Regions from separate parts of the Homo sapiens genome. Here regions 1, 2 and 4 are each linked to region 3. Evidence: chromatin contacts called from ENCODE Hi-C or POLR2A ChIA-PET data. All regions are on one chromosome and are shown on one strand. The core of a region is the stretch at or near the end of the contact, and the rest is flanking DNA. Distances in the headings are between cores, read along the strand shown.

Evidence for each region. A loop is a pair of places that touch in the nucleus more often than their neighbours do. ChIA-PET counts read pairs that join two places held with the same protein, here RNA polymerase II (POLR2A). Pooled maps may share reads with other maps.
Region 1: a loop to region 3 is called in a pooled map, with 2.6 times the contacts of the local background. The contact joins two enhancer-like sites. A Hi-C loop is called at or near these places in 1 of 168 maps with a recorded cell type or tissue (PC-3), 1 of 37 single-sample maps with no recorded cell type and 3 of 50 pooled maps. POLR2A ChIA-PET finds 5 or more read pairs at or near these places in 6 of 52 experiments (B cell, BJ, CD4-positive, alpha-beta T cell and 3 more).
Region 2: a pooled map shows a loop between it and region 3 (2.4-fold over the local background). The contact joins the promoter of RAB15 here to the enhancer-like site in region 3. A Hi-C loop is called at or near these places in 2 of 50 pooled maps. POLR2A ChIA-PET finds 5 or more read pairs at or near these places in 5 of 52 experiments (GM10248, HEK293T, OCI-LY7 and 2 more).
Region 4: a loop to region 3 is called in a map with no recorded cell type, with 16 times the contacts of the local background. The contact joins two enhancer-like sites. A Hi-C loop is called at or near these places in 2 of 37 single-sample maps with no recorded cell type and 7 of 50 pooled maps. POLR2A ChIA-PET finds 5 or more read pairs at or near these places in 4 of 52 experiments (OCI-LY7, PC-3, Panc1 and 1 more).

What each region holds. Positions count from the first base shown.
Region 1 is chr14:65,346,681-65,353,503 of GRCh38, forward strand. No RefSeq gene overlaps it. Among named protein-coding and RNA genes, the nearest start is that of MIR4708, 15 kb to the left of the region's middle. Within about 2 kb of position 4,996, at least 2 of the 41 ENCODE cell types and tissues checked have a DNase peak (open chromatin) inside an H3K27ac peak, as active enhancers do; they include B cell, where a contact is called at or near this core.
Region 2 is chr14:64,968,054-64,974,954 of GRCh38, forward strand. It overlaps RAB15 (RAB15, member RAS oncogene family), which reads right to left and starts at 4,283. Exons shown (of 7, transcript NM_001308154.2): 1 at 3,900-4,283. The coding sequence starts at 4,023. The region is part of intron 3 of CHURC1-FNTB (CHURC1-FNTB readthrough); the gene reads left to right. RefSeq lists a silencer at 4,076-4,445 and an enhancer at 6,620-6,901.
Region 3 is chr14:65,175,852-65,182,072 of GRCh38, forward strand. No RefSeq gene overlaps it. Among named protein-coding and RNA genes, the nearest start is that of LINC02324, 43 kb to the right of the region's middle. RefSeq lists enhancers at 3,928-4,127, 4,198-4,287. Within about 2 kb of position 4,165, at least 12 of the 41 ENCODE cell types and tissues checked have a DNase peak (open chromatin) inside an H3K27ac peak, as active enhancers do; they include B cell and PC-3, where a contact is called at or near this core.
Region 4 is chr14:65,317,075-65,323,550 of GRCh38, forward strand. No RefSeq gene overlaps it. Among named protein-coding and RNA genes, the nearest start is that of MIR4708, 15 kb to the right of the region's middle. RefSeq lists enhancers at 1,903-2,122, 4,193-4,302, 4,523-4,612. Within about 2 kb of position 4,062, at least 6 of the 41 ENCODE cell types and tissues checked have a DNase peak (open chromatin) inside an H3K27ac peak, as active enhancers do; they include PC-3, where a contact is called at or near this core.

The DNA.
Region 1 (6,823 bases), core at 3,746-6,245, 170 kb after region 3:
CTCAGCAGCCTTGAGCAAGTCACTGGACCATTCAGAACATCTGTTTCTCTCTTGTGGAATGGAGATAATAATACCTGTTTCACAAGGCAATTAAGAGGATCGAGTGAAATATGTGAAAATATTGTTTAGTAAACTCCCTTTAGGTCCTCAGAGAAGAAAAGCAAACTTCATCTGTAGGTTAAAAAACATCCTGTCTCCTGTGAAGAGGGGAATGGCTTCACAGAGAAAGTTGACGGGATGCTAACACCCACAGGCTGCAGATATTTAAATCAAAAAAGGGGAAAAATCAATGGGAAAAGGTCAGGACTCTCTCATTTTTCTAACGAGCAGTTATTTTTTATTTCTCCATGGAGTGCACTGTCACGGGGAGGCTGGAAGTGCTGACAGTGCACGCTGCTGAGTCAGGGGAGGGGAGACGTTGCTGACACTGTTCCCTTTTCATAAACTTAGCAGGAAGGACCAGCCAGTGGACTCTGTCCTCCCTTTCACCCTTGGCAGGGGGTGCAGTGGGGGTCACCCAGCTTGGTGATCACTCAGGTTAGGAACTGTGGTTGAAGGTTGAGGAGAAATAGGGTGGGGGTGACAGCTCACAGCAAGCCAGTCAGAGCAGTGGGTCCATCGTGAGGGTCAAACCTCACACTTCCGAAATTCTCTCTTATATGGCAGTCTCTGAGCAATGGTCACAGTGGAGAAGTTGGGCCCAGGCTGTGCCATGGTTCATTTTCTCTAGCTACAGGTAGCCTACCTCCCTTGCAAATGCTCTGTAGGCTTCATAGCCTGGGTTCTCCTGTTGTCAGCTGTATTAACAGGGAGTCATAGATGGGCTTCCTTAAATAAAAAGTTATCTTTACTTATTTGTCGTTATCCTCGAATTGCTGAGACTTTTTTTTTTTTTTTTTTTGAGACAGAGTCTCACTCCAGGATGGAGTGCAGTGGCACAATTGTGGCCCACTGCAGCCTCGACCTCCTGAGCTCACATGATCCTCCCACCTCAGCCTCCCGAGTAGCTGGGAATACAATGTGTACCACCTTGCCCGGCAACTTTTTGGTTTTGGTTGTTATTTATTTATTTATTTATTTATTTTGGTAGAGATGAGGTCTTGCAATATTGTCTGGGCTGGTCTTGAACTCCTGGCTTCAAGCAATCCTGCAGCCTTGGCTACCCAAAGTGCTGGGATTACAGGGATGAGCCACCATGCCCGGCCGAATTGCTGGGATTTGGAAGAAAGACTTTGTAGGGGATCCTCCCCTACACACACACACACACACACACACACACACACACACACCCCTTGAGACAAGACGAGGAAATGAGAAGCTGGCTCACCTTGGCAGGCAGGCAGAGCAGCGGAGGTTGCTACCTACCTGGGCTGGGACTTGTCCTTAAGGGACATCCTAAGGGAATGCAGAATAAGAGGAAGAGGTAATTCCCAGTGTTTCAGGTGAAGACTAGGGATCCCCCCAAACCCAGTGGTTCTTCAGTTGGTTGGTTGGTTTTTTTTCCAGACACTCTGTCCTTAGGGAGTCACATCCGGGATCATGGCAGTTCACACCCTGTTCTTTAACACACTTCAAATCTGCCTTGGCCCCAAGGGTGCCAGCGTTCCCCAGTGTGCTCAGTAGAAGGAGATTGTGAAACAGGCAGGGGGGTCATACTCACACCCATACAGGGCAGAAGAAAGCCCTGGGCCATGTGTGAACAGCTGCTGCTCCATCTCCCCAGCACAGCTGGGCACATCTGTCTGCCAACACTCATCTCTAGTTGTGCTATCTTGAAGGTCAGTGGTGATCTTTTAGTCATCAATTCCAGTGACCTTTACTCAGGCCTCATCTTCCAACCGACCAGCTCTTCTTTCTGAAATGCCCACCCGAGTGAGCTAGTTCTTTCCCTACTCCTGTCACAACTCTTACTTGGGTTCTTCTTTCTCTTTTTCTGCATTTTATGTCTTTCTCAAACCTCTGTCTTTAGCCCTTTTCTTTCTCTGCCATCTCTCTCTCTCTAGGAAACTTCGGTTTCTTTTGCGACACGAAGTAGTATCTTGTCAAGACTTTATTTTTGTCAAGTAACAGTACCTACTCCAACTAGCTTAGGCAAAGAAGGGGTCTTCAGGGCCCAGTAGAGAAGTGTGGGTACTCTGGGCAGGGGCTGAAGCCAGGACAGGTAGCATTTGCCGAAGCACTGGTTTCTGCACTCTGTGTGTCTGCTCAGATCTGCTTCCTAGATAATCTCTATCTCTTCCTCCTCTCCTCTCCGGGGCCACCATTTTACCTGGAGCTTTCATGACCTCTTTAGTGATTTCCCTACTGTTGGGTGTATCTTCCATCTAAGCTATCTTATTTCACTGGCTGTGCCCTCTGCCTATGGTCCCATGTTTTAGAGGATCCCATGCTTTAGAGGGCCTCACTCTGGCCCACTTTGGCTATACCTCTCATGGCGGAAAGAACCCACCAATGGGATGTTCCCACTCAGAGCCCATATTCCCCTTCTAGAGCCTAATTCCTGGGCCTGGGCCACTTCTGCAGGTACACTTCCCCAAGGACAGACTGTACCACTAATGTACTTATTCCTAGGCATGAAAGGTGTGCAATAAGTGTGATGAGGTAAGAGTGGGAATGTGGATGGAGCTTGGTCATGTCTACGTGAATGTACTCAAGGCCCTTTGTCATGTGGGACAGTGCCTGGGCTAGGAAGATAAGTGGGGGGTGGGTCAGGGGCCAGCTCTTTCCATTCCACTATGTCCCCGCATGGAGCTCTGAGAAGTTCAAGAATTCCATATTTGAACCTGGCCTTCCAGATTAGCCCGTTTCTTTCTCTTTTTCAAGGGCTGTATATTTGTATCTGTGTGTATATTTTGTGTTTATGAGGGGATATTTGTCAGTATAGGGGAATTGAAATATTTTATTTATCCGTTTGTTAGTGTAATTTACAACTTTTATATATGTAGTATGTGGACTTCCATCTGCACTCGTGCCCAAGGCCCCGCAAATCTTAGCGGCAAGTCTGTATTTTATTACGGCCAGACTTGTAAAGAATTATATTCCCCAAACAAAGCTCTATGTAATCAACTGCTTGATGATAACCACTACTACATACTGGGAAGTAAGAGGCTCTGGCTGTTCATTCCTTTGGATGAAAATAACAGTCAAGTGGGACCTGCCTTTCACTAGAAAAAGGGTCAGGCTGGGCTAGAGCTGGTGAAAACTCGCTGGGGAAGACCAGCCTGGCCAACATGGCAAAACCCTGTCTCTATTAAAATTAAAAAAATTAGCCGGGCATGGTGGTGCACACCTGTAATCCCAGCTGCTCAGCAGGCTGAGGCAGGAGAATCGCTTGAACCTGGGAGGAGAAGGTTGCAGTGAGCTGAGATTGTGCCACTGCACTACAGCCTGGACAAAGAGCAAGAGTCTGTCTCAAAAAAAAAAAAGAAGTAGCCAGTCTGAAGTTGCTGAGGAGAATGAGGAGAACAGGTCACACATCATCAATGTAAAGGAGACTTCATTCCTAAGGTCACTTTTTGCCTCTGTTTCAGATTTTCCTATAGTTCCCATGTGCTGGAACTCATCCCAGCCCAATTCACGTAAGACCCTTCTAGGGTGCGGGAGCAGACCACAGGAACCTGGCTTAGTACTTAGCATTACTTAGCAACAGCTTCTAAGGAGCAACGCAGGACAATAATGAGCATACAGTGTGGATAATCAATCTTCTATTGATATCTTTAAGGGGAAAAATTAGGGGGATAATCCATTTGGACCAGGAAGAAGTATAAGTGGGTAGGACTGGAAGTCGGAGGAGGTAAACTAGGGCAAGATGAAGTTCCATAACGTTCTCCACACTTCGGAAGTTGAGTCAGGTGCTTGTGCTGGGAGAGAGGACCGAATCCAGGATAAAGCTTCTGTTCAGCACAGCTCCATCTGCCAATGCAGATAACTTGGGATATTTTCATGCCAGATGTGCAAGGATCAAGAGATTCACAGAAAAGTTGTTGAGCTTGAGAGACAAAGAGGTAATTTTTAAAATAGGGAATATGGAGGAATGTATATTCTAGGAAAAGCCTTGAGTATAAAACTTTTAAAGTTTTTCTTTTTTTTTTTTTTTTTTGAGACGGAGTCTCGCTCTATCGCCCAGGCTGGAGTGCAGTGGCGCGGTTTTGGCTCACTATAAGCTCCGCCTCCCGGGTTCACGCCATTCTCCTGCCTCAGCCTCCCAAGTAGCTGGGATTATAGGCGCCCCCACTACGCCCAGCTAATTTTTTGTATTTTTTAGTAGAGACGGGGTTTCACCATGTTAGCCAGGATGGAATCCATCTCCTGACCTCGTGATCCACCCGCCTCGGCCTCCCAAAGTGCTGGGATTACAGAGATGAGCCACGATGCACGGCCTAAAGTTATATATATATATATATATATACACATACACACACATACACATACACACACACACACATATATATATGTGATTTAAATATATAGATAGATATACATATGTAACTTTTTTTCTCTTGAGACAGAGTCTCACTCTGTCACCCAGGCTAGGTGCAGTGGCGCGATCTTTGCTCACTGCAACCTCCACTTCTCGGGTTCAAGTAAGTCTCCTGCCTCAGTCTCCTGAGTAGCTGGGATTACAGGCATGCGCCACCACGCCTGGCTAATTTTTGTATTTTTAGTAGAGGCAGGGTTTTGCCATGTTGGTCAGGCTGGTCTTGAACTTCCGACTTCAGGTGATCCACCCGCCTCGGCCTCCAAAAGTGCTGGGATTACAGGTGTGAGCCACTGTGCCTGGCCCATATTTAACTTTTTAAGTTAAATAACGTACACAGCTTTCCTGGACTTCAAAACCTGGTGTTAAGGACAGACTTTCCAATATAGAGATACTAGGCTGTTTTTATATAAAATTGCTTTATCTCAAACTCATTGGTGTAGGCTCTAATGGAGGGAAGGGGATGCTGATGTCTTAGGACAGCTGCCTGTGAGAAGCTTGAAGAGCTGACTTTTGCAGTGCTTCTTAAGCCGTAGCATGCGTCGGAAACACCTGTTAGTGCTGGTTTAAAATGCAAAATTTGCAAGACTTTTTTTTCCTTATTTATCTACTATGGTTTGAATGTGTCCCCCAAATTTCATGTGTTAGAAACTTAATCTCAAAATGTGACCGTATTGAATCTTTAAGAGGTGATTGGATCAAAAGGTTTCAACCCTTATGATTAATCCATTTATAGGTTAATGGATTAATGGGCTAATAGACTAGCAGGTAATCATGAGAGTGGAACTAGTGGCTTTTTAAGAAGAGGAAGAGAGACCTAAGCAAGCATGTGAGCTCACTCAGCCCCTCACCATGTGATTCCCAGTGTGGCCTTGGGACTCTACAGAAAGTCCTCACCAGCAAGAGTCCCCTCACAGTTGCAGCCCCTCAATCCTGGACTTCCCAGCCGTCATAACTGTAAGACATAAATTACTCTTCTTTATAAATGACCCAGTTCCACATATTCTATTATAATCAACAAGGAACGAACTAATACATTATCTAAAATTATCTCCTGAAAGCAATTACAGTAAGGATCTTGCTTTTTAGAAAACAAAAAATTATTGTATACATTTTAAATTTTAAAAAACTACTTTAGCCAGGCGTGGTGGCTCATGCCTGTAATCCCAGCACTTTGGGAAGCCAAGGCAGGTGGATCACGAGGTCAGGAGTTCAAGACCGGCCTGACCAAGATGGTGAAACTCTGTCTCTACTAAAAATACAAAAATTAGCCAGGTGTGGTGGCAGGTGCCTGTAACCCCAGCTATTTGGGAGGTTGAGGCAGAGAACTGCTTGAACCTGGGAGACAGAGGTTGCAGTGAGCCGAGATCACGCCACTGCACTCCAGCCTTGGGGACAGAGCAAGACTCCGTCTAAAAAAAAAAAAAAAAAACTAGCAATACCAGGAGAAAATAAGCCCAAGCCCGGTGGCTCACACCCATGATCCCAGCACTTTGGGAGGCCAAGGCAGAATGAAGGCTTGAGGCCAGGAGTTTGAGACCAGCCTGGACAACATACCAAGACCCCATCTCTACAAAAAAAAATTTTAATTTTTAAAATTAAAAAAAAATTTTTTTTTAGATGTTATGCACTAGTAGCTACTTGGGAATGTTAGATGTTATGTCCCAGCTACTTGGGAAGCTGAGGCAGGAGGATTGCTTAAGCCCAGGAATTCACTGCTACACTCCAGTCTGAGTATACCCTGTCTCAAAGAAAAATAAAAAGAGAAAATAAAATTTTATGTGCAAAAAGTTAGGAGAGGGCAAAGTCAAGTAAAATTTCCCCATATTAACTTAGAAATAGTAATAAGGGCAAAATGTTCTAAAGGTTTCATCTGTTAGTGTCCTAGCCTGGAAAAAAAAAAAAAGGATGCCCTTAAATTGAGTCATTTAGGAAGAGTGTAATAAAGTCACTATTTACAAAGCATGGACTGGGCTTAGACAAAGCAAAAGGGATGTGCACTACCCTTGGGCTGGTGAGTGCAAGAGCCACTACCGCCACCATGTCTGTAAGGACAAGGCAATGGAACCCATTAAAGGAACCTAGAAAGCTGATAGAGAGGGCCACCTGGCAGGAAGGAACCAGAGAAATAAATATGCCAACCTCCTTGGCCAACCCCTAGAGGCTGGAGGGCAAAAGCAGCCTACTGATGTCATCCTTGTGACTCAGCCTCATGGGCAGAGAGCAGGGCAAAGAAGGGTGGAGAGCAGATTATGAGTAGCAAATGGGGAAAATCTAGCACCTGTCAGAGATGGCTAACGCACTGGAGTGGCTACTGTGTATCTTAACAAGCACTGAAGACAACAG
Region 2 (6,901 bases), core at 3,033-5,532, 210 kb before region 3:
CAACTGGTCCCTGCATTCATTCATTAATTTAACAACAGGCATTGAATCTGCCTGGCCCTGTACTAGGGACTATAAAAACAATGAGGAATAAGATTTGGTCGCACCATCAAGGCACTTATAATTTGGGAGACAGAGAGAGAAACAGAAGAATCTTCTCACTTTCCTGAAGAATCCCTTCTGTTGCATCTAAACTGCCTAGAGCCCCACGGACACCTACTCAATCCCACCTCTGTTATCTCTGCTCATGTTACTCCATCTGCTCCCTTCTGCTGCAGGAACTGACGAGCAGCCCACACTGAGGCCTAGCTTCAGCCTTCCCTGCCGGTTCTAGTCCACAGGGGCCTCTCTCTTCCCCAGCCTCCGACAGCATGGAGTCGTGGGAATAGCACTCACCCATCCCATCCATCGCCATTCTCCGGCTGCCTCATGGTACATCTTGCATCATAATTTAGCTTCTGATACCCACTGTGAGACCTTCATTAAGAGTAACTGCAATGATCATAATCCATCCTTTACATTTGAAGAGTGATTCACCAAGTTCTTTCAGATATCTCATTTTGGCACTAGCTCTTTGTTTTTTGTTTTTCCCTTTGTCTTGCCTCCCCATCTAGGTTATGGGCTTCTGTGGGCAGAAAACGTAGACTGCAATATGTCTCTAAAATGCCTGGCACAGAGCTTGGTAGTGAATGCTCAATTAATTTGTTTAAGGTAGTATTTTGGGGACCCCTTCGCACCAACCCCCAGCCAGGCCAGCACAGCTGCACAGAAAGGAAATGCCTGTGGCAGAGCCAGTGGCAGGGCCACCTGCTGGTCTGCTGGCCAGAAAGACGAAAAGGATAGGGGGAGGGACAGTCAGTGTCTCAGTCTACCAGGGAGGCCTCTCACTGCTCCCTGGCGGGTTCTTCTCTAGAAGATCGCAGGCCGTTAAAGTGGAGTACACAGTAAATCACAAAAGTACTGGCCTAGGTGATATCCACATGAGCCAAGAAGCCAAACTATCTTGGCAATAACTGGTGAATTACCTTGTTTTCTTAATTCACAAAAAAAGCCCCTGGGAAAGGTGCCTCGATCAGTGGCCAGCATGGTCATGTAATGTGTTTTAGGTAATGCACAATTTGAGAACAGTGACTGTAGGTATTATTCATCTTGGAATCTCTCGGTCTCAGTGCAGAGCCTGGCATACAGGACACGCATTTTTTAAAAATAAGCGAATGACTATGACTTGGTAGCACTCATTTCGTTGGCTCCTTGATTTGTCTCCTGGCTGCCCCTTCTACCTCCTTGAGAAACTGTCCATATCACTTAAGGAAAAAGCTTTTCTTGACCATCCAACTCTTTCCTTTAAGTTTTAGTTAATGCTGAAAAACACGCCCAAGATAAGGGAGAATCCCAAGTCCCTTAATAAGCTTTAAATAAGAAAGCATTTAAGATACCCAGTGGGGCAGATTTTAAAAGGCTGGTGTGAAGAAAGACAGGTTTCTTTCTATTCCATGGAATCCAAACTCCTAGAGTCCTCTGTGTCCTGTGGAAAGGGGGACCCTAGAGAATCCTCTGTGTCCTGTAGAAAGGGGAACCCGGGTGTCAGAAGCGGAGGAAGAAATCTGGGAGCCATCTTTAGGTTTTAGGCCAATATACCAAGGGCCTTGAGGGGAGACAGTGCTGCAGAGACACCCCTACTCAGTTCACTGATTCACCTATGTGCCCAAAGTGGTCTGCCCTGGAGGGTTTCAGGAAGTCCCTGTGACCTATTTAGTGTTCACCTATTAGCAGAAGGTGTCTAAGAAGGGAGATTACAAGGGGAAGGGACAAGGAGAAGGGTGGATGATTAGAGGTGTGAGGCAATGGACTCTCTTTAAGGAGAGCACGAGCCTCAGAGGGCCATCCTGGTATTTTAGAAAGAGGGGTGCCCTCAAAAAGGAGGGTATGTGTCTCCCAGGGGAGGCTGCCTCCCACAGCACTAAGCAGGAGTCCCAGAGCTTCTGAAATGAGGTGGTTGAATGAAGCCCTCAAAGGGAAAAGTCCATGTCACCTATAGGACTTGGAATGGGACTAGGAGAGCAGGTGCAAACAACAGCTCTTCAGGCCAAAGCCAGGGCCTCCCAGGCAGCCCACAGCTCTCTGGAGATAGCTCAGTAGTTCCAAGCACCAGGCCTCTCCCAAAAATAGCCACTCCTAGTTTCCTTAAGGGATAACCCACCGCCCTTTGTCCCTGAGCCCACAACCTGTCCTCATACACCATCTGGTTCCTCTGCCACTTCCTCCATCACGCCCATGCCTTTCTCCTGCACCTGCCTCTTCCCCAAGTCCTCCCGGCAGGCACAAAGCCTTAGTGTCTATAGGCTCCCCTTCTTTCTGCAATGTCTCTCATCCAAACCATGGCTCAGCCCAAGCTCCTGGGTTTCCTAAGAGTTGGCCTTACAGCTCCTCTGAGAAAGACGGACAAGTTCTGTTCCCTGACCCTAAGTCCTGTTGTTTCACCCTTCAAGTTGGTGAAACAAAGAGAGGAGACCCTAAAAGCTCAATGATAATGGCAATAGCAGTAAGAACAATCAGCATTTATCGAGCTTCACCATGTGTCTGGCTGTGCTAAGCACTTAACAATCGTTATCTCATTTAATCTTGACAACAACTTGGCAGGTAGGTGCAATTATTATACCCGTTCTACAGATGAGAAACTAAATAAAGCTCAGAAGTTTAGGCAATATTCAAGGTTGCTTTGCCCCACAGTGAGGTCTCAGGTCTCTTGGACAATAAAGCTGGCTTCTTAACCAGAAGGTTCTGTTCCTCCTGGCTGTATCTATCTGCTCCTACTTCTCTCTCAGCAAGGAATGTGTGTTGGGGGGAGGGGGGATGGTGTGGACATGAATCCTCAAGAGGAAGCTGAGAGCTGGTGCCCATCCCTGATGGCAGCAGGGACTTCTAGGAGAGCATTCCAAATGGATGACCAGCCAGCCAGCAGGTGTTTCCAGGGGCCTGGGCAATGCAGAGGCTACTCCAGGGCTGACCCGGGTAGCAGCTGAGGATGAAATTCCCTCTACTCAGACTTCTCAGGGAGGGGGCCCCTCACAGCCTAGAAGCGGGAGACTGACTGTCTCAGAGGGGAGGCCATGGACCCATTCCTAGAATAAGTGACCCCATCATAGTGCTGTCTGGGATGCCACCGGGTCTTGTCCCTCTAACCACAGGCTCCAGCACTGCCAGATGAGAGATGCCCTCAGGCGGGTCCTGCCTGCCTTCTGACCCCTTGGTCTGGGCAGGTATTCCTGACACTCCTCCATCCTCTTTAGCCTCCCTCAGAACAGATGTCTCCTCTTCCCAGGCGCAGGGGCTCCTCACCCTATCTGTGTCCTCCCCCAGGTGTCCCACCTTGCGGCTTACCTTCCCAACTCTGCCCTGGAAACTCGATCCCTGTGGCCCCTCCGTACGTCCTCTCTTCCCCCCCTCGCCCCCCGCCGGCTCCACCTTGGGTCACCACAGAACCAAGGGCGCCTCAGTGACTCCGGTCTCCACCCTGACCCCCTTTTCCGTAGCAGAAGCTTTACTTCCCCTCCCCCTGGGGGTGTGGGGATGTTATTCCAGCGGCTACGATTCTTGCTACCCCAGCTCGGGGTACCCAGGCCTACACCAGCTCCCCTCACCCCCGGTTTCTCGGTTTGATGGGACGGAAGGCTTCCCGGCAAGAGGCGGGAGACCCCACCCCTGGTCCGGACGGCAGGCAGCAGGGACACCCTCACCTGCCAAAACCTATGCTCACCCCGAGATTTATCCCGGACTCCGGCCTCCGGCGCCACCGCCTCCAGCCGGAGGGGCTGGCAATTCCTCCCCAGCTGGGGACGGGGGCGGCGGGGAAAGGGGCCGCGGGCGGGGAGGGAGGGGCGCCCCGGGCCACCGCCCCTTACCGATGGTGGAGATGTGCGAGGAGTGGAACTCGTTGTCGGTGAAGCGGCACAGCAGGCAGGTCTTGCCCACCCCGGAGTCCCCGATCAGCAGCAGCCGGAACAGCACATCGTACTGCTTCGCCATGACTGGGGCCAGCGGGGCCGGGAACTGCGGGCGGGCAGCGGGCTCAGCCCTGCTCCGCCGCTGCCATCGCGGCCCGCGCCCGCCCGGGGACGCTGCGGGCGGCGAGGAGGACGCCGGGCCCGGCCCCCGCGGCTGCCTCGCCCGCCCGCCTGCCCACTCGCTCGCTGGGTGCCGGGAAGCGCGGCTGCGGCGGGAGCCCGGCGCGGCGCCCGCTCGGCTCGGCTCGGCTCGGCTGGGCTGGCGCGAGGCGGTGGGAGGAGAAACCGGCGGCGGCCCCTGCCCGCCCCTTCCCCTGCGCCGCCGCCGCCGCCCCGGAGAGAGGGGGCGGGGAGCGCGCGCAGGAGAGCGGGACCCCATCGAGCAGGCGACGCTGGGGCGGGGCGCCAGCCCCCCCTCCCAACCCCTTCCTGCCCGGGGCGGGGGAACGTTTTCGTTTTTCCGCGGACGCTCCGAATGGGGGAGTTGAGGTGAGCCCCCACCCAGCCCACTTCTACCGTGCTCCGCTTTCCGGGCTCACCACTTCTCCCCATATCCCACCCCAAGTCTGGCGCCGGTAATTCCGCCCGCCGTGGCACCCTGCATCTGCAGGATCTGGCCGGGCTCCCCAGTGGCTGGTACCTCAGCTGGGCTCACCCGAGGTAGGAAGGCCTTGAGCAGGATCTGGATTCGAACACCCGTCTCCATGAGTCCCCGAGAGTGTGGGTGGAATTCCCCCTCCCTGCCATCTGGCTGCCCCTTACCTGTGTGACTGTGTCACGGCCCTCCCCCGTCCCCATTTTTTCTTTAAATGGGGAAAATGCCTATTCACGGCCTCCACCAGGGTGAAAAGATAGATGGCCATAAGAACATCTCCAAGTGCAAAATCCTTTAGAGGTGTGCGGGCAAGTCTCCGTTTTCCCTCTAAGGTGCTTAGGATAGGTGCCCAGGTGACCAATGTATTGTTTCAGACCCCTAAATTTCTCTGTGGTATAGCCAGTGGCACCAAAGAATGAATGGCCCTTGTTCAAGATCCAGTTTCCTACCACTGAATGTGTTAGCACCGGAGAGAGGCAAATGAATGCTCTCCGGAGTTGAGAAAATTGCCTATCCCTACCAACGAGTATTGAGGGAGAGCAAAGTCTAGCCTATTAGGTCTTTAAAAAGCAATGAAAGGCTAGGCGCGTTGGCTCATGCCTGTAATCCCAGTACTTTGGGAGGCTGAGGCGGGCAGATCACTTTGAGGTCAGGAGCTGGAGACCAGCCTGGCCAATGTAGTGAAACCCAGTCTCTACTAAAAATAAAAAAAAATTAGCTGGGCACGGTGGCTCGCCTGTAATCCCAGGCTTGAGAGGCTGAGGTGGGAGGATTGCTTGAACCCATTAGGGGAAGGCTGCAGTGAGCCGAGATCATGACACTGCACTCCAGCCTGCGCAACAGAGGGAGACCTTGTCTCAAAAAAAAAAAAAAAAAAGCAATGAAAAGTATATATGTACATACCTGTTTTCAGGCTGAATATTGGATGGAGAATGTATTTTTCAATAGTAGGTCAAGGAAAGTGGTAAGCCCATTTACTTCATTTGAAAAGGTATATTTCAGGTTAAGTGTCTGAATTATAATAAGAGGGGAAAAGTTCAAGACCAGCCTGGCCAACATGGTGAAACCCCATCTCTACTAAAAATATAAAAAAATTAGCTGGGCGTGGTGGCCGGTGCCTGTAATCCCAGCTACTCGGGAGGCTGAGGCAGGAGAATTGCTTGAACCTGAGAGGCGAAGGTTGCGGTGAGCCGAGATTGCGCCATTGCACTCCAGCCTGGGCAACAAGAGCAAAACTCTGTCTCAAAAAAAAAAAAAAAAAAAAGCCGGGGGGCGAAATCCCGAGCCTGCTAGCTACTCTGATTACACAGAAAGCTAAAGGAACTGATGTAGTGGATTCCATTATTTCGAGGTGCGCGTCTCCACAGTGGGCTTACATGGGGTTTCAGGTGCATGCCAAGGGCTCTGGAGTAAGGCACACTTGGGTTCCAGTCCCAGTGTCACCACTCACCAGCTGTGCAATCTTGAGCACATTACTGAACCCCCCTGTGACTCAGTTTCCTCATCTCAAAATAGGATATTTAGAGTGACTACCTTACAGGATTGCTGGAAAGATGAAATAAGATAATGCATGGAAAGGACAGGCCGTCGCGGTAGCTCACGCCTGTAATCCCAGCACTTTGGGAGGCCGAGGCGGGCGGATCACGAGGTCAGGAGACCATCCTGGCTAACATGGTGAAACCCCGTCTCTACTAAAAATACAAAAAATTAGCCCGGCGTGGTGGCGGGCGCCTGTAGTCCCAGCTACTTGGGAGGCTGAGGCAGGAGAATGGCGTGAACCCGGGAGGCGGAGCTTGCAGTAAGCCGAGATCACGCCACTGCACTCCAGCATGGGTGACAGAGCGAGACTCCGTCAGAAAAAAGAAAAAAAAAGAAAGGACAGCATAACACTTGACCCAGCACTCAATAAAGCAGAGGTGCAGAAAACACCCTGTAATGTTTCCCCTGTGCATCCCGGGTGGTAAGAATATCCCACAGATGAATATGGCCAGGGATGTTTTCTAGGAACCGAGGCCCAACCTGCTGTGATTTTCCTCCCACGACCACCAGAGTACCGAGCGCAGATCCAACCCAGCCTGACCCCCTTTGGGCACCGCAGCTGCCTTCCCATTGATCGGCACTGTAATGGTAAATAGCTCTCTGCAGGCCTCCTCACTGGGACCTTTAGTGGCTCTCTGCTTGCTTCTGTCTGAGAAAACAGGAAAGAAAATGCAAGCTGACGTGGATTCCTCACTTCATTTTGAAAGAAATGGCTTTCCCTAGGCAAGACAGGAAAGGGAATGAGGTTTGCTGAAGGAATCCAGAG
Region 3 (6,221 bases), core at 2,915-5,414:
AGAAGGTGGACCCCATGGCTGGGGCCAAGGTTGTGTATTGATTACAGAGGATCCAACTTTCTGCTCCTCATGTGGCCCATTTGCCCACATATTAACCTCCAAATGGCTTTCCTCCAGGGATGCTATGTACAAAATAGCAGCATCTTTTGGCAATCAAGTGGGAATCAGTCAACTAATAACTAGATATTAAATGTAGACCATACTCAGTGCTTGGATAACCCTGTAAAAAATAAAAGTAGCTCTGGCCAGGTGGGGTGGCTCACGCCTGTAATCCCAGCACTTTGGGAGGCTGAGGCAGGCGGATCATGAGGTCAGGAGATCGAGAGCATCCTGGCTAACATGGTGAAACACCGTCTCTACTAAAAATACAAAAAATTAGCTGGGCATGGTGGCGGGCGCCTGTAGTCTCAGCTACTCGGGAGGCTGAGGCAGGAGAATGGCGTGAACCTGGGGGCAGAGCTTGCAGTGAGCCGAGAGCATGCCACTGCACTCCAGCCTGGGCGAGAGAGCCAGACTCCGTCTCAAAAAAAAAAAAAGAAAAAAAAAAAGTAGCTCTAAGATGGAAGTGTGTATGATGAAGAAACTCCCTGCATCATCACAGTAACTGAAACGGGGATAGCCAAGAAGGGCTCCTTCATCTGGGCTGATTCACTCAGACTTCTAGGGCCTAATGCTGTTGGAGGGATTTTAGTGTTTTTTTTCAAGGTTTCCATGTGGCAAGATAGCATTAACTCTTAGATGGAAAATGCACCGTTTTCATAGGGCAACATATACCTTATTTTCTTTTGCCATCTGAGGAAGCACATTAACAGTTTCAGAGCCAATATTTATAATTTTAGCAGAAATGTTCTCACAAAGATCTCAAAACTCCTATAACAGACTTGTGAAAGAATTACTATATTTAAGGAGTGGGAAGTCTATAAGAAGCTCCATGGCAGAGGGAGGAGTTGAGCTGAGATGTCCAAGACCCAGAGCCTTTCTCCAGTATTGTGGGTGGTGGCTGTGAGTTGGGATGGGTATCACTGTTGTCTTGTAGGGGTGAGTTTTGCCAGGGATTCTATTTTCCACATACCATCTCGGCAATGGTTTATTTTGGTGTATGCTCAGAACTTGGGCAAAATTATTGACTATAAATGGGCTTAAATCTCTCTTCTAGTCGATTGAGTGCATACTTAGGACATAGTATTTTATGACACCATTATATTCTATGTATCTTGATTATAGGAGAACGCTATAATCCTATTGTATTCATCATATTCACTGTAGTGAGTTAAAGAAGGTTTAAAATTCTTTGCCTCTCTTACTATCAAGAAGTGTGGTCTATTTTCTATTTCTTTGAAACAGACCAACTCTGACACTGGTTTTGACAAATAGAATACACTGGAGGCCAAACACAGTGGCTCACATCTGTAATCCCAGCACTTTGGGAGGCCAAGGCAGGTGGATCACTTGAGCCTAGGAGTTTGAGACCAGCCTGGCCAAAGTGGCAAAACCTTGTCTCTACAAAGAAATTTAAAAAATTAACTGGGTATGGTGGCACATGCCTATAATCCCAGCTACTTGGGAAGCTGAGGCAGGAGGATTGCTTGAGCTCAGGAGGTTGAGGCTGCAGTAACACTGTATAACTTCTAAGGCTGGGCCCTAAGATATCCGTAGCTTCCAATTTTGTCCCATTTGGGAGCAGTTGCCATATAAGAAATCTGGTTACCTTGAAACTTCTATATCATGAGAAAGCTCAACCTTACCACGTGGAGAGAGGGACCAAGTGGAGAAGTGCTGAGGTGCCAGACACGTAAGTGAAATTTTCTTAGACCTTTCTGTCTAGCCACTAGGTAAATGAAGCCTAGTAAATGACCTCAGCCAGTGGCATGAGGAACAGAATAACCACCCAACAAAGCTCTGTCCAAATTGCTGACTCAGAGAAACATAAGCAAATATGATGATTGGTTTAAGCCAGTACGTTTTGGGGCAATTTGTTAACTAGTATAACAGAAACATATCGAATCAAAGTTGATGGAATTAGTGACCCACACACCCACCCCCATTACACAGCAACAACAGGATCCAGATGGATAAAGCTTCTTTATAGTCATTCAAATAGCAAAAACCTTACTGAGCTGAGAGCAGAGCCCAGAAAAATCCCCAAATTCCAGGTGTGGTCTACATGATATTAAATGGAGATATTTTTCTGAAAGCAACTATTTTCCCTCATACCGCTTTTCTGTAGTATGTTGCATTTTTCTTTTTTATTTATTTAATTTTTTGTTTTGTTTTGAGATAGGGTCCCACTCTGTGCCACAGGCTGGAATGCAGTGGCGTAATCTGGGCTCACTGCAGCCTCAACCTCCTGGGCTCGAGCCATCCTCTGTGTCAGCCTCCCTAGTAGCTGGAACCACAGATGTGTGCCACCATGCCTGGTGAATTTTTCTATTTTTTGTAGAGACAAGGTTTTGCCATGTTGCCCAGGATGGTCTCAAACTCCTGGGCTCGAGTGATCTACCCACCTCTGCCTCCCAAAGTGCTAGGATTACAGGCGTGAGCCACCTCACCTGGTAGCTGTGTCTTTCCCACACTGGCCATTATACCTCCCTACTGTAACCCCATTCATTTATTTTATTTTTAAAACAGTCCACAGAATATCATAATAGTAACATGTGTAAACAATGTAGCTACCCGATAGTAGAAAAAAGGATAAATAATTTATAGTACATCCACTAAAAAAATCACCAACTTGAATCTCTTAAATTTAATGCTACAGAAGGGTATCTATGGGCATTGAGAGATATTCTTCTCAGGGAACCTGCCCCGATAGTCACTTAGGTTCTTTTCTATTTTCCCTAAGCGTCGGCCGGCTTGAGAAATAAAGGGACAGAGTACAAAAGAGAGAAATTTTAAAGCTGGGCATCCGGGGGAGACATCACATGTCGGTAGTTTCCGTGATGCCCCACAAGCCACAAAAACCAGCAAGTTTTTATTAGGGATTTTCAAAAGGAGAGGGAGTGTGCGAATAGGTGTGGGTCACAGACATCAAGTACTTCACAAGGTAATAGAATATCACAAGGCAAATGGAGGCAGGGCAAGATCACAGGACCACAGGACGGGGCAAAATTAAAATTGCTAATGAAGCTTCGGGCACCACTGTCATTGATAACATCTTATCAGGGGACAGGGTTTTGAGAGCAACCGGTCTGACTAAAATTTATTAGGTGGGAATTTCTTCTTCCTAATAAGCCTGGGAGCGCTGTGGGAGACTGGGGTCTATTTCACCCCTACAGCCTTGACCATAGAAGACGGGCACACCTAGGGGGGCTGTCTATAGGCCTATACCCCCAGGTGCGTATTCTCTTTCCCAGGGATGTTCCTTGCTGAGAAAAAGAATTCAGTGATATTTCTCCCATTTGCTTTTGAAAGAAGAGAAATATGGCTCTGTTCCGCCCGGCTCACCAGCGGTCAGAGTTTAAGTTTATCTCTCTTATTCCCTGAACAGTTGCTGTTATCCTGCTCTTTTTTCAAGGTGCCCAGATTTCATATTGTTTAAACACACATGCTCTACAATTTGTGCAGTTAATGCGATTATCACATGGTCCTGAGGCAATATACATCTTCCTCAGCTGACAGGATTCAGAGATTAAAGTAAAGACAGGCATAGGAAATCACAAGGGTATTGATTGGGGAAGTGATAAGTGTCCATGAAATCTTCACAATTTATGTTTAGAGACTGCAGTAAAAACAGGCATAAGAAATTATAAAAGTATTAACTTGGGGAACTAATAAATGTCCATGAAATCTTCACAATCCATGTTCTTCTGCCATGGTGTCAGCCGGTCCCTCTGTTTGGGGTCCCTGACTTCCCACAACATATTTCCAATATATGTCATGGAACAGTGTTATCCCACTTTTAAAAGTCTTATATACAGTATTCGTATATGCCTAGAAGAGGATATGATTTGTAATAAGGTAGAGAAGAATATGGGGACTCTGCATGCTCTTATTTGAGTTTCCTGAAATAAGCATGTCATAACATGCTTTTGTAATATGAAATGGTGAGAAAAGTGCTATTTAGGAGGTAGAAGTAGTGATGGAATGGAGGAAGTCTTCTCCAGGGAAGGGGAATGAGGCTGAAGCGCTGTGACTCAGAGAGAAACACCTGTGGTGTCCGGAGTTCCCCATTTGCTATTTGCCCTCCTGTGCACGGAATCTGTGACAGGCAGCCTGCCAACGACATGACCTCTGTTAATGACAGCTGAAGTCTGGGCTCGTGTAGATTCTTAAGCAGAATAGGAATCAGAGTCAGAACTGTGGTTATTAGATGAGTGGCCTTGTCAGAACTTTATCACCAAGTAGTATTTATTAAGCACTCTCTTGCTTTAATGAGTCAGGAAATAGGGTTCTCGTTCCCTTTATCATTCACAGTTGTGTTTCTCAGCAAGTGCAGGGCTCCCTTCCTAAAATGGCCCAGGACCCTTTCTCCTGAAGCCATATTACTAGGCAGAATGTTCCAGGGATGCAAAGTGTTGAGTCAACTACAGAGTATTAACTGAATGTCTCATTGCTCTCTGGGACTTTTTATTCTGGCTCTCACTTCTTCTCCCTACCTCCTACCAGAAAATACAATAGTCAAATCTGTGTACAGTGAAAATCTGTTGTCCAGTATCTCCTTTTCCCTTCCGTTGGAAACATCACTTTGCTTTCCTTTTGGGGAACCACCTCTCCTCGTTCTGTTCATGTGGTTACAGCTGGAATGAGCTGGAATGATTCATCACCTGGCTCCAGACAGTGGGCATGTGACTCAGGCTTGGCCAACTGGCATATTCCAATCTCCTGGCCTTGGGAGAAAGGGCCACAGACAGGCACATGACCCAAGTCAGGCCATGGAGACTCATTTCTGGGACTCTTGCTGGAGCTGTCGAGAGAATGGTGGACTGTTTCTATCTGGATTGCTAAACTGGTAGTTTGCAAGCCCAGAGCTGCTTGTGGCCATCTTTGCCACTTCATAGGTTAAGCCTGCTTCATAGGTTAAAGTCTGAGCAGGCTTAACCTATGACATGGCAAAGATGGGGGCAGGGAAGCACAAAGAGATGCCTTCTAAGGATTTGGTGTCTTCAGAAGGACACAAAGGAAATACAAAGGAAAGCAGAGCTGAGAGAAAGAGAGAATCAGATTTTTAAATGTCTTTTTTTTTTTTTTGAGCCGGAGTCTCCCTCTGTCGCCCAGGCTGGAGTGCAGTGGTGTGATCTTGGCTCACTGCAAGCTCTGCCTCCTGGGTTCACGCCATTCTCCTGCCTCAGCCTCCCGAGTAGCTGGGACTACAGGCGCGTGCCACCATGCCTGGCTAATTTTATTATTTTTAGTAGAGACGGGGTTTCACCATGTTAGCCAGGATGGTCTCAACCTCCTGACCTCGTGATCCGCCTGCCTCAGCCTCCCAGAGTGCTGGGATTACAGGTGTGAGCCACCGTGCCTGGCCTAAATGTCATCTTTTGAGAACCTGGCTCCAGCCACTCCAGAATTTACTCCTGGATCGTTTAGTTGCATGAGCTAAGAAAATCCATTTTCCCCCCTCTTAAGACAGTTTGAGTTGGATTTCTCTCACAGAAAGGTAGGAGAAGGTGGGACTTGAGTGAAGCCTGTAAGGTTGGGTTTTACTTTTGCTTTATAATGACTTTACAGCTTTTGGAGAAAATTCACCCATAGTCACATTTGAGCCTCACCACAACCTTACAAAGTCAGCAGAGTCTCTATTATCATCTCCATCTTGCAGAAGAGGAAACTGAAGCTCAGAGAAGTTAGATGATGTGTGCAGAGCTGGGGATCAATGGAGCTGGGGCACAAATCCAAGCTCTTTCCACTACACAGAGAAGCTGCTGGAGCTAAATCAGATTTGAGTCAGCACAGAGAAGGCAGAGTGGGATTTTGGGAACATATGCCTCAGTGACAGAGACTATTTCTGCTCTTTTCGCAAGATCACCTAATATAGCGCACTAAATGCACAATAACACAACAATAACTAATATCTACTGTTTGTCTGTGCCCAGCATTGGGTTAAGTAAACACTTTAATGGATTACCCATCTCCTTTCGCTTTTCCCAATATTCATACAAGGAAGGCATTATTATTGTCGCTACCATTTAACGAAGTAAGATGAAATAACTAAAATGCAGAAAAATGAAGCCACTTGCCCTAAGTGACACAATGAGTAAGTGGCTCAGGGGGGATTGGAA
Region 4 (6,476 bases), core at 2,812-5,311, 140 kb after region 3:
AGAGGAGAGAGCAGAGATAATGGGACCATTATGGAGCTTCTTTGAGGGAGAGGGCTGCCTGACAGTGGCTGGGGATGGAGGTAGAGGTATACAGCCTCTGTTGAAATGGTGACCTAGCATTGTGAAAGCCAGGGGATTAAACACCTGGGCTCTTTATTATCCTTCTGAGCAGCCAATGTCTTCTGCCATTAGCTCCTTTGGATGAATCCAGCTAGAAGCCAGAGGGCAAAGGACACTGGGTGATACAGTCTTAGAGGTTGATCTCTTAGGGCACAGAGCAGGGATGAAGAAATGGATAGAGAATGGAACTGGAAGGGCAAATGGAGAGGAATGAAACTTCATGGATTAGCTCATTGATGTTCATGACTTTTGGCACATGAGGATTTAAGCACAGCAATGTTAAGTAACTTGCCCAAGGTAAGATAACTAGGAGGTGGTAGAACAAAGTTCGGAACCCAGGCAGATCTAGCCCCAGAGCCTGGACTCTTTTTTTTTTTTTTTTTTTTAAGCAGAGTCTCGCTCTGTCGCCCAGGCTGGAGTGCAGTGGCGCCATCGCGCTCACTGCAAGCTCCGCCTCCCTGGTTCACGCCATTCTCCTGCCTCAGCCTCCCGAGTAGCGGGACTACAGGCGCCCGCCACCACACCCGGCTAATTTTTTGTATTTTTAGTAGAGACGGGGTTTCACCATGTTAGCCAGGATGGTCTCGATCTCCTGACCTCGTGATCCACCCGCCTCGGCCTCCCAAAGTCCTAGGATTACAGGCGTGAGCCACCGCGCCCGGCCGAGCCTGGACTCTTGACCACTACAGATACAGTTGTCAGGACCCCTTGTCTCTGCTGCCTTTCTATTCTGAGTTTTCCTTTGAAACGAGACAATCCCTTCTACTGTCAGCAGCAGTGCAGGCCTGGCACCTCTTTGTTCTCAGTGTCTGGCCGCATTCACATTATCCAAGTCAAGTGCTAGCATCTTGCTTGTGGTTGACAAGAACGGACCCTCCATCATCAATGTGTGTGACCAGCTGAGAAAAGAAACAAGCCTTTTCTCATGAGATTTCCAGCCTAGTTGTGCGGGACCAGCAAGATCAGAACTCTCCAATGTTTTAAGAACCATGAAGCACAGCCTTTGACATTTCCTCCCAGGCATCCCCAAATTACTTCAAAGTGTTTGTTCACACCTGGCAGGCGGGCAGGAGAGGGAGCGAGAAAGCCATCTGTGGAGATTTGCAGCCCTCACTTTTATCGGCAAAGCCTCCCCCTCTGAAGACATGATGAATTCAGCTATTTTGGGAGCAGGGATTATAGATGTGACCCACCTGGCTCAGCTCTGAGTAACTGCCTAAAATTCTTGACAATAGCAAAAAGAAAGGAGAATGAAAGTTAAAAAAAAAAAAAAATCTCTCAGTATAGTTCACTAACCTGCCAAATGCTTGATTGGCTTCTTTTTAGGCCCACAGCTCATTTTCTTCCAGAAAACATCCCAGGAGAACAGCAAGGATATGGGATCTGGGGAGTCGGAGGTCTTGGTTCTGGTCCCGGTTCTGCCATATATTAGCAGTGTGACCTTGGGCAAGTCATTCATCTGGCAAACATTTATTGAGGGCTTTATCCATGAGAATCATGGAAATGAAAGGTACAGTTTCTGCCTTCTGTGAGTGCACAGAAAATTGAGTAGAAAAAGATATTAGTAAGTAACTGTATCACAGTGTGATGAGCACTAAGACAGAGGTCCCATGAGAGAAGCCTAGAGGAGGGGTACCTAGCTCAGCCTGAAGGTGTGGTCAGGAAGTCTCCTAACCTCTCTGAGTTTCAGTTCCTCAGCTGTAAAATAGGGAGCTTTTATATATTTGTGAAGGGAACTGATAGAATGAAATGTACTTCATCTCCCAAATGAAGCCCCTTCAGTGACTCACACCTGTTTCTGTTTGTGAAAAGAAAGCTCATCACTGATCCCTACTATCCCTCCACTCAGGACTCTTTTTTTTTTTTTTTCTTGAGACAGGGTCTCACTCTGTCACCCAGGCTGGAGTGCAGCGGCATGATCTTGACTCACCACAACCTCCGCCTCCCAAGCTCAAGCAATTCTCGAGCCTCAGCCTCCCAAGTAGCTGGGATTACAGGCATGCGCCACCACTGCCTGGCTAATTTTTGTATTTTTAGTAGAGACCGGGTTTCACCATATTGGCCAGGTTTGTCTTGAACTCTTGACCTCAAATGATTCACCTCCTTTGGCCTTCCAAAGTGCTGGGATTACAGGTGTGAGCCACCGTGCCTGGCCACACTCAGGACTCTTTTGAGAAAAGGTTCTTGCCTCTCCCTGCTCCTACTTCAGTTTCCCCCCCACAGACCATGTACTTTCTTGGCTACCCATATGATCCATATGTATTAAATACTTTCCACGTAAATGTGCTAATGTGCTACACTGAGAGAGATGAGATTTACTGTACTGGGAGAGGAGGGAGCTGCTGGGCAAAAGGGATTAAAACTCAACTGGGGCAAAACAAAGAACAAGGAGGAGAGGTGAGATTCGACAGGAGGACCAGGAAAGCTGAAGGCAAATGAGACCAGCTCCTGGGAGAATCCTGACCTGTGCCCAGACAGGAACATAGGAAATACCTTGACAGATCCAGAAGTTCAGGACTGTTTGCCACTACATGAGGAAGAAGAAAAGCCAGCAGAACTGTTTCTTTTTAGTAGCCAGATTCGTTTAGCAAAAGCTCTGTCTTCTTAAGGGAACAAAATCAAAATGAAATTAAGAAGAGAACACAGACTTCTTGGATAATTAGGAAGATGATACCACTGCTTGCAAAGGCATATGCTTTCCTTCAAAGGCAAATCAAAAAGTGCATTTTTCATTCATTAATGCCTGCAGGCACTCATTCACTTAGTGCTGGGCACTGAATGGAATACAAAATTGTGCAAGACTCAGCTCTTGCCTTCAATTTTATCCTAGTAAGCTTTTCAATATAATTGTTTTAAATTTTTTTTTGTAGAGATGGGGATCTTGCTATATTGCCCAGGCTGGTCTCGGACTCTTGGGCTCAAATGATTCTCCTGCCTTGGCCTTCTGAAGTGCTGGTATTACAGGCATGAGCCACCATGCCTGGCCCTAGCAAACATTTATTGAGCATCTCTCTGTGTCAGACACTGGGCTCCATCCCAGGATTTAAAACTAAATAGCTGGGCGTGGTGGCTCATGCCTGTAATCCCAGCACTTTGGGAGGCCAAAGTGGGTGGATCACCTGAGGTCAGAAGTTTGAGACCAGCCTGGTCAACATGATGAAACCTTCTCTGTACTAAAAATACAAAAATTAGCTGGGCATGGAGGTGCATGCCTGTAATCCCAGCTACTCAGGAGGCTGAGGCAGGAGAATCACTTGAACCTAGGAGGTGGAGGTTGCAGTGAACTGAGATTGCCTGGGCAATAGAGTGAGACTCTGAAAGAAAGAGAGAGAGAGAAAGAGAAAGAAAGAGAGAAAGAAAGAAAGAAAAAGGAAGGAGAAAAAAATAGAGCACAATTTCTTACCTTAAGGAGAAAATCTGGTGGATTTGCTAATAAAATGTCTTCACACTTCTAATATTCTAAACATTGACTTGAACAGATATTATTCTTGCCTGTGATTCTGTCAGTTTTCTGGCCCTTGTTGGAAGAATAAATCCTCTGAATTTATTCTAGAGGCCTGGCAGTTCAGCTCTGAGCTCACAGTAGTTGTGACTGAGAGAAAAAATGGTCTGTTTCCCTATCTCTCCCCTACAGGTCTAAAAATGTACCTGGCTGGATCAGGAACATCCACTTTTTTCTCCAAATGAGAGGTTACACAAAGTGAGTCATTTTTCTAGCTTTTTAAAAAGCTTGATTCAACCTTCCAATTTCCCACCTTTCTCTTCCACCTGCCTTGTTTAATAATTAGGCTGTTTAATAAATGCATTTGATGAGGAGGAGCGGGAGGAGGATGGTGATTGTTAGGCCTTACAAGTCCCTGGGGAATGTAACAGCGTCCTCAGCCAGAGTCACTATGTTCTGGGTTGTCCCCTGAGCATCTTGCTGAGTGAAAAGGCCAGAGGCCCTTCCTGCTTTAGGGTGCAGGTTTGACTGACCTTGGGTCATTCTTTCCCTAAGTGCCCTGCCAAGAAACCAGGTTTGGTTCTTATCTCTTAACTTCCTTTTTGTTCTGCTCCTAGTTTAGCTTACATTTTTCTTACTTGGAGCTTTTACTAACAGCAGATGACCACTACTTTTCAAGTACCTGCTGGGCTTGGAAGGTAGAGAGCAAACTAGACTGGGTGAGGTGAGAAAAATCATCCAGGCCAGCTTGTGACAATGCAGAAGGGTCAGGAGGCCTCACTGGTGAAGCACATTTCAGTAGGCAGGCACGCAAGGCATGGACTTCAGGAAAGGAAGTGGTGGGAACCTACCCACAGATGAGAGAGAAACAGAGACAGCAGGACAGGGAGAGGTCGAGCTGGAGACAGACAGACACACATGTACGGGGGCCAGTGGGGAGGAGAGGAGAGAGACTATGTTCACAGTGACAGGCTACATAGCCTGGGGGTAAAAGGAGTCACAGAGATATGGGTTCATATTTCAGCTCCACCATTTACTAGCTCTATGTGACTTGCATATTACTAAGCAAGTCACTTAGCCTTCTCTAGCTTCTGTTTCCTCATCTATAAAATAGAGCTAATAATACCTATCTTGCACAGTCATTGTGAGAACTAGTGATAAAATATGCCAAGTCACTTGCACACAATAGGCCCTCAATTAATGGCAGCTGTAGTTATTTTTGGAGTACTTTTTATGTTCTAAGTACTAGCTAAGTTTGGGGGATATGGGTAGAAAGTGTGGTGTGACAAATAGGAATATCCAATGAATGGTCCTAAGAGCTCCTTTTGGGTTTGCCTGGCAATGGGCTACCTTACTGTTTCCCCAAGAGGAGAGGCTGGCTGTGCCCAACTTCAACTTCCTATGGTACCAGGAGATCTGAAGACACTAGCTGGGCATTTCATAGCACTTCCTTAAGCCTTGGGCCCCTATGCTCATGCTGATCAGTGTCTGAACCCTGAAATACTTTCCCACCACAGCAAAGTCCCTCTCAAGTTGACCTATGAAAAGGAAGAGGTACCAGGGGTCCCTCCTCAGATGATTGATGGTGCATCCAGCTGCACCCCAAAAAGCCCAACTGTCTACAGGATCCAGGGAGAGAAGAGGACCTGGATACCTGCACCTTTCTTGAGTTTTACCTGCCAACACCAATTAGCTTTTGTCTTAAATATATCTTATGGCTAGGTGCAGTGGCTCACACTTGTAATCCCAGTGCTTTGAGAGGCCAAGGCAGGAGGATTACTTGAGGCCAGGAGTTCAAGACCAACCTGGGAAATATAGCAAGACCCCACCTCTACAAAAAAAAAAAATTAAAAACTAGCTGGGTGTGGTGGTGTGTGCCTCTAGTCCCAGCTACCCAGAAAGCTGAGGTGGAAGGATCACTTGAGCCCAGGAGCTCAAGGCTGCAGTGAGCCATGATCAAGCCACTGCACTCCAGCCTGGGTGACAGAGCAAGACCCTCTGTCTTTTCAGTTATCAAATAAACTAATATTTCTTTGTAAGACCATATTGAAGGGTTTCCCTGACTGAGACATGTTCTGGAGAACTTCAGTACCACCACTATTTACTGATGGCTCACAATCAGAACATCATGATAAGGTTTGTGTGCAACTGGATCAATTAAGACCATCGATCTGAGTGCACTTTACAAACTCTAGGGTGCTGTACTAATGTTAGCCAACAAAACGTCTTATGTCGGCCGGGTGTAGTGGCTCACACCTGTAATCCCAGCACTTTGGGGACCGAGGCGGGATGATCACGAGGTCAGGAGTTCGAGACCAGCCTGACCAACATGGCGAAACCCCGTCTCTACTAAAAATACAAAATTAGCCGGGCGCGGTGGTGCATGCCTGTAATCCCAGCTACTCCGGAGGCTGAGGCAGGAGACTCGCTTGATCCCGGAAGGCGGAGGTTGCAGTGAGCCGAGATCACGCCACTGTACTCCAGCCTGGGCAATAGAGCCAGACTGCGTCTCAAAAAAAAAAAAAAAATGTCTAATGTAGTATGAAGACTACATTTATATAGAAGTAGGTTGAATGGTTCTCGCAGTGTTTTTGCTCAATACCTAGGGAGATATTTTGTACTCTGGAGTAGGGGAACAGTAAACGCTGAGGCTGATATCGTAGGTTGCTGTGTCTGCTGTCAAGTGTCCACCATGGAAGGAGCCTTTATAAAGCCTCAGTGTCCTTTTGCCTCTGAGTGCCTCTGGCCTCTAGCAACCTGTCTCCCAAACCACTCAGGTGATTAATCTGAGGTTTCCTAACCACGTGGATTTCAACAAACCACCAGATCCTACCTGCGATGGGAGCAAAAATTCCTCCCAGTTTCTCCCTAGGCATCCGGGGTCTGAGTGCAGCTCTCCCTGCCACATAAGGAG